2 separate regions of the Homo sapiens genome follow, and region 1 is linked to region 2. The links are chromatin contacts, found by Hi-C in ENCODE. All regions are on one chromosome and are shown on one strand. Each heading gives the region's core, a stretch centred on a gene start or an enhancer-like site at or near the end of the contact. The rest is flanking DNA. Distances are from core to core; before and after follow the strand shown. Region 1 has its middle 29 kb from the start of FOS. Region 2 holds the start of EIF2B2 (eukaryotic translation initiation factor 2B subunit beta).

What was found. A loop is a pair of places that touch in the nucleus more often than their neighbours do. Pooled maps may share reads with other maps.
Region 1: a loop to region 2 is called in a pooled map, with 5 times the contacts of the local background. The contact joins the enhancer-like site here to the promoter of EIF2B2 in region 2. A Hi-C loop is called at or near these places in 1 of 168 maps with a recorded cell type or tissue (naive thymus-derived CD4-positive, alpha-beta T cell), 1 of 37 single-sample maps with no recorded cell type and 8 of 50 pooled maps.

Annotation. Positions count from the first base shown.
Region 1 is chr14:75,248,310-75,251,539 of GRCh38, reverse strand. No RefSeq gene overlaps it. Among named protein-coding and RNA genes, the nearest start is that of FOS, 29 kb to the left of the region's middle. RefSeq lists enhancers at 1,293-1,412, 1,613-1,782. Within about 2 kb of position 1,884, at least 10 of the 41 ENCODE cell types and tissues checked have a DNase peak (open chromatin) inside an H3K27ac peak, as active enhancers do.
Region 2 is chr14:75,001,488-75,004,925 of GRCh38, reverse strand. It overlaps EIF2B2 (eukaryotic translation initiation factor 2B subunit beta), which reads right to left and starts at 2,005. Exons shown (of 8, transcript NM_014239.4): 1 at 1,773-2,005; 2 at 1,531-1,651; 3 at 1,227-1,375; 4 at 26-189. The coding sequence starts at 1,935. RefSeq lists enhancers at 1,647-2,327, 2,369-2,458.

The sequences.
Region 1 (3,230 bases), core at 635-3,134, 250 kb before region 2:
CTGGGGATCCAAGGCCCTTGTCCAGTTACTGGGGACCCTTGGGACCATAGCCCATGCCTCCAGAAGTGTCATCTGATCCAACTTCCAGGCTCTCACTGGCCACTCTGGAGCTCAATGAGCCAGAGATGGCTCCACTAATCCCTTAGGCTAGCTAGAGCCATACTACAAGTTTACAACTCAGCTGGAACCTGGCTGGCCCCACAAGAACAGCAAAGGATGGGGACAGAGAGTGGGTACAAAACTGTGACTGTCTTACTTCTGGGTATTTGTCAGGATGTGGCCTTGTCCATCTGGGCTGGGGCTCTGTTTGTGACTGGGACAGCATCGTGCTATAGGCCAAAGCTTAAGCTCCCAAGACACCCTTCTATTTCTTTACAGTGCCTCTTCTCCCTCTGCTTCCTCCTGATAAAATACACATATCTTAGTAGCATTTGACAACACCAGCCCTGGAGCTCGACTCCCTGGGTTCAAATCCCTGCTCTGCTACTCATTGCAAACTATTTATCTTACGAGTTAATCTTTCTGTGCCTCAGTTTCCTTCTCTGCAAAATGGGCACACCAATACTACCTTCCTTATACTGTTGTTGGAGGACAACAAGATAAGGTGTGTGGATGGCAAATGCTTGACAAACAGTAGGCATTAACGTGGTGGTGGTTTATTATATATTTGCTTCCTTCCTTCTCAGTATACTGAGATAAGTTTATTGAACGCTGGCTATAAGCTACAACCTACTGGGCTATTGTTTGTACTCCTCCTTCCATGCCCTCCTACCATCAATTCTTAGGTTAGTCCTTTTTTTTTTCTTTTGAGATGGAGTCTTGCTCTGTCATCCAGGCTGGAGTACAGTGGCATGATCTCGGCTCACTGCAACCTCCACCTCCTGGGTTCAACCATTCTCCTGTCTAAGCCTTCCAAGTAGCTGGGATTACAGGTGTGCACCACCATGCCTGGCTAATTTTTGTATTTTTAGTAGAGATGGGGTTTCGCCATGTTGGCCAGGCTGGCCTCGAGCTCCTGGCCTCAGGTGATTTGCCTGCCTCGGCCTCCCAAAGTGCTAGGATTACAGGTGTGAGCCACCGTGTCGGCCCGTAGGTTAGTCCTATATGGGGAGATTTGGGCTTAAAAGGAAAAACCAAAAAATAAATAAAATAAATAAAAAAGAAATCTAGGAATAGGCACTCCTGGAACGGGACAGAGGTCCCATTAGACTGGGTGAGGGGTCTTTGAGAAATACCTTAATGCCAATTGTCTTCACAATTTTAATGGTTCAACATGCGAAGGGAGCCAAGGCTATTAATTTGTAACAGCTGCAAAGAAATCATGTCAACACCTCAGTATAGATTCTCTCTGTGGGCACAGAGGTTAGGTTGAAAGTCATGAGACCTAAAATAATTATTGAGCAACAGCATTGTAGGGGATTACTGATGGCAAAATAAACAACCTTCAACAGAATCCACCCCACTTGGTTGTATCCTCCGGGAGACTCTCACCTCCTTTTTTTAGATTGTCATCTCAGTCTGACTACAAACCATGTCTTAATAGATAAAGCTTTGATTCCACCTCTAACATAAGAGCAATACAAACCCACATGCCTACTAAATATAAGTGGCTGATGATATGGGCCTAGGATAGAAAGTGAGCAACTTAATGGGTGAGTTCATGCCGCAAAGGAGAGTCAAGGTGAAGGGGTACCTTATCTCAAATCTGAACAAAGACGTATATTTCCTGTGAAGTCTGATGAGAAAAAGAAGAAAAAAAATGTGGTTTGACTCCATCACACAAAGTAAGTCACAGTGGGTCCTGCTCTGCTGTAGAACTTTAAAGCCTGAGCGGCAGGCACATTTGTGGTTTGGTTGTGTTATCCGATTCTGCGGCTGACACACGCTGCTTTTAGTTCATGGCTGTAGAGTTTCCAGTCTCCCTTGGGCTCTTACGTTATGGTTTCAGGTTTCAGCGTGGCCACACACCTCTCTCCACTATTCAGGTGGAACAGCTGCAAGGGTTCCCCCTGCAAAGAGATCATAATAATAGCAGTAGCTGCCACTGAGGCCTGGCCCTGTGCCAGATGCTGCTTTGTTTTGCATGGTTTCATTCTTTATGCCCACTTTGCAGATCAGGAAACTGAGGCTTAATACAAGTAAAATAATTGATGTAGGGCCACTCAGGTAGAAAGGTGCTGAGGCTGGATTCACACCCAGGACCATGTAACTGCTGAAACTGAGAGTTTATGCACCAGATCATACTGCATCAGCATATTCCTCCTCTTTCTACACTTTCGTTTATGCCGTGCTTTGTCCCTTTTCTCCTGCATACCAGCTGAGCATGTCCTCTTTACTCTGCCTGTCCCTCAAAGACCTGCCTCCTCTGTTCCAGTGCCCCACCCGTGTCAGCCTAAAGTAGCCTCTCATCCCTCTGAACTTTTTCACCTGGACCATTTACTTTGGCACTTAATTATGCATTATTTTGTGTTATTATTTAAATGTTTTATTGCATAGGCTTTGTCTCCCAAACTGAATTACAAGCTCCCAGAAGTCAGGATCAGCTTTTCATGCGGCTTTTTGTTTTTTGTTTTTTGTTTTTTTTTTTGAGACGGAGTCTCACTCTTGTCGCCCAGGCTGGAGTGAGTGGTACAATCTCAGCTTACTGCAACCTCCACCTCCTGGGTCCAAGCGATTCTCCTGCCTCAACCTCCCAAGTAGCTGGGATTACAGGCACCCACCACCACGTCCAGCTAATTTTTGTTTGTTTGTTTTTTTTGTATTTTTAGTAGAGACATGGTTTCACCATGTTGGCCAGGCTGGTCTCGAACTCCTGACCTCAGGTGATCCGCCTGCCTCGGCCTCCCAAAGGGCTGGATTACAGGTGTGAGCCACCGTGCCCGGCCTTCATACAGCTTTGTATTCCTTCCAGCACTCAGCATAGAACTGTGCTCAGTAAGAGTCTAGATCCTGCTGAGGAGCACCAGGGGAAAAGATAAAATGCAATAAAAATGTTAAAGTCTGAAGAAATAAAAGAAAACCGAATGCCGTGGCTCATGCCTGTAATCCCAGCACTTCGGGAGGCGGAGGCACAGGCAGGAGGATCACTTGAGGCCAGGAGTTTGGGGCTGCAGTGAGCTATGATTTTATCACTGCTATGCAACAGAGCAAGACCCTGTCTCTAAAAAGAAAGGAAGAAAACTCAAAATAAATATTCCAAATGTGGCTTCTCCACAGAGGTTATTTTCAGC
Region 2 (3,438 bases), core at 756-3,255:
GTAGCAACTCCAGCAGTCTCCTTACCTGGCAGAAAGGAGCACACTCTGCTACAATGACATGGAATTTCCTCTTTCGGGCAGCCTCTTTGAGGAAGGCCTCTACTGTTCGGGAGAAGCCAATGGTCATGATCACCTCATTGGAGTGAATGTGCTCCAGAGCCTGGGCTGCAATGTTCTCCATTGTCCCTTCTGTAAGAACGGTTTTGCAAAAAAAAAAAAAAAAAAAAAAAAAAAAATATATATATATATATATATATATGAAATTGCTATATCACAAACACACATTACGCGTATACGGAAAAAGATGTCTGCCCTTCACATGCACTGCCCACCTAGCAGACCCTGGTACCACAGGGTTAATGTGCTTAAAGTGAAATGTCACAATTTCTTTTTTTTTAATAGAGACAGGGTCCCACTATGTTGCCCAGGCTGGTTTTGAACTCCTGGTCTCAAGCAATCCACTCACCTTGGCCTCCCAAAGTTGTGGGATTACAGGTGTGAGCCACCATGCCCAGCTATGTCACAATTTCTTAAAAGCCCCACTCCTCTGGGATTTTCTGCCTGCCCTCTTCCAGAAGTACCCCTACCTATGAACCACCTCTGTCACTACAGAGCTCCTTACAACTGATTTTGAAGACAGTAGATTCAGCCAAGGAATGGCAATCTGGGAAATCCTAAAGTGCTGAGAATAGGGTAAAGAGAGCTTCGGCCTAAAAGAAGTCTTCCTCCAAAAGGTGGCCACAACACTTCTACATGAGAGAGACTGGCCAGAGAAGAAAAAATGGGGGAGCAATTTGGAAGCAGCTTCTTCATCCTCTGATTACAATGAATATCTGCAAGTCACTTGGACCGCAATGACAAGGGGGATAGAAATGGTATACGTGTACGTGTGTATAAAAATTCAGATAGTGAAGGAGGTCTATCGACCTTGGCTCTCTAGGGAGTTCATTTTGTTTCTTTACAATGAAAATAAAACTCTGTCCTAATAGAGTCTGTTCCACTCCACAGATCTGTAGTCTATCAAGGGTTGGTCTGTAAGGAAAAGTAGAGAGGATTACTTTGGTCCTGTCACCTGTTGCAACATTTCCTAATCAGGAAGGAGGACAAACCTCTGAGAACCAGAAGACAGCTAATCTCCCATCTCTGCTAATGAACAACCTTCAGAGGCTTCTGTTCCCTTATGTGCCTGTGACCAGTCCCATTTTCCCAGCGATCAGGCCTCTTACCCAGCTCCACTAGCAGCTCATTAATCGCCTCAATGATGTTGGACTGGAGTTGGGCATAATGGAAGCTGAAATCCTCGTTTAGGCCTCCGGATGTCAACAGTTTGTGCAGGGACTCCTGCTGATCACTCTCGTCGCTGCGTCCATGGAGTCTATAGAGGCAACAAGACCCAAAGAGAGAGGTGGGGAGGAGTGGTCAGGCAGGTAACAAGGGCTGTTCAGCTCCAATAAAGTCTCCGAGCAGGTAGAGGGGCCCGTGCAAAAAGTGTCACTGGATCCAACCAGGAGCCCAGGACGTGAGCCTGACCTGCCATACTCCTCCCGGATAATCTTGAGCACTCTCCGCACCATGTTGCCCACGGTGGTCTCGGAGGGCTGAGCGGCCGTCATCCTCCTGCCCTCTCTGCGGATCAGCTCCATCAGCTCCCCTACAGTCCAAAAGAGAGAGGATAAGAGGAGCCAACGCGAAGTGAGGCCTGGGAAATTTTCAGCCCTGGGATCGGGAACAGACAGGGGCCAGGTTCGCCGGCGGAGGCAGGCCGGCCTCACCCGCGTTGCTCCAGCGGTGGTCCGTGATGATCTGGCGCAGCAACCCTAGGGTCTCCCGAGCCATTTCCTCGGAGCTGCGCGGCCCACCACCCCGCTTCAGGGTCTCCACGAAGCTCTCGATCCTCTCTGACAACTCCGAGCCCTTCGCTGCGGATCCCGGCATCTTTAAGGTAGCTGCCTTCAGCCTTCACCGGCGGAATCCACACCTGCCAGACCACACAGTTTGCACTTCCGGGGCGGGCGAGGTCGGCTTCCGCTGTGAGGGGATGGGGGGAAACCTCAAGTTTGAGTGGAAGCCGGCTACGCCCTTCGTTGCCGATCTCCCGCCCCCTTCCTCTGCCTGAGCCAATCAGAGACGTGGGGCTCGGGTTGTTCAGTTATAACCGGGCGTCCGCGCGCCCCCGCGCCTCGGGGGCTGGAGGATCGGAAGCGGCCTTTCTTGGCTCAGCCGACGGTGAACGGAAGTAACCCGTCAGGCCTGTAGAGGGTGGCTGGTCCCGTTGCTATGGGAGCAGCAAGTCTCTACGCGCCCCTCACCGCGACTTAAGGCTACACTGAAGAAGTTGCGGCACTCCCTCCTGTCTTCCCAGCTCGGTGACTGCCCGAGCTGTCACTCCCGAGTGTCAGCTGACACTGACGCTCTGAATGCATGTCCAGGGTCGGCTGCCCCTTGGGCAGACGTCTCACTTTTGTTCTGTTACATTGCTTGGTACCGTTTGCGCCTGTGTCTAGGAGGTTCATGTCTCTGAAAACAAGGACGATATCTTTTGTTGCTTTTGTATTCTCAAGGCCTAACACGTCTAACAGAAGACGGCGAAATTAGAGATGAGGAAGATTAAGGAGATTCAAAGTGGGAGCCAATACAGAAGCAAAGATGACATCCTCTGATTTGGACAGAATTGTCCTCCTACAGAGAGGCCAGAGAGTATAACATAATACCAAGAGTTACCATTTACTTAAAGCTTACTGGTTCTTGGGCACTGTGTGTGAATTGTCTCAGTTAATAAGGTCTGAAATAGGTCCTCTTATCCCCATTTTACAGATTGGGAAACAGACCCACAGAATTTAAGCAGTTAATAAAGGATTGGGTTCATACTTAAATCCAGGTCTACCTGAACCCAAAGTATGTGTGTAATAGAAATCTCTATTTCCTTAAGATAAATTCTTCAAAGTGGAATCCATAGGCGAGCACATTTTAGACTTTTGTTACAATTAACAAATTGCCCTCCAAAAAGATTATGTCAATACCAAAGTTAGCCAAAGGTAGTACAAAGAAAAGAAAATTACAGATTAATATCTCTCATGAACATAGAAGCAAAAATTGCAACAAATTATTAGCACATCAAATCCTGCAATACATAAAAAAAGAATAATATGTAATTACAAAGTGAAACATAAACCTGGAATGCAAAGCTGATTAAACACTTAAAAATCAATGTAATATGCCATATTAACAATCTGAGAAGTAAAACCACATGATCATGTCAATTGATGCAGGAAGAAACATTTGACAAAATTCAATATTCATGGTACAAACTCTCAGAAAACTAGAACAAAAGGGAACTTCCTGAACTCGATAAAGGGTATCTACAAAATCCTACACCTAAAAATCATACTTCACAGTAAAAGATTGCTTTCTCCCTAAGATCAGGACAAGGCAAGGATG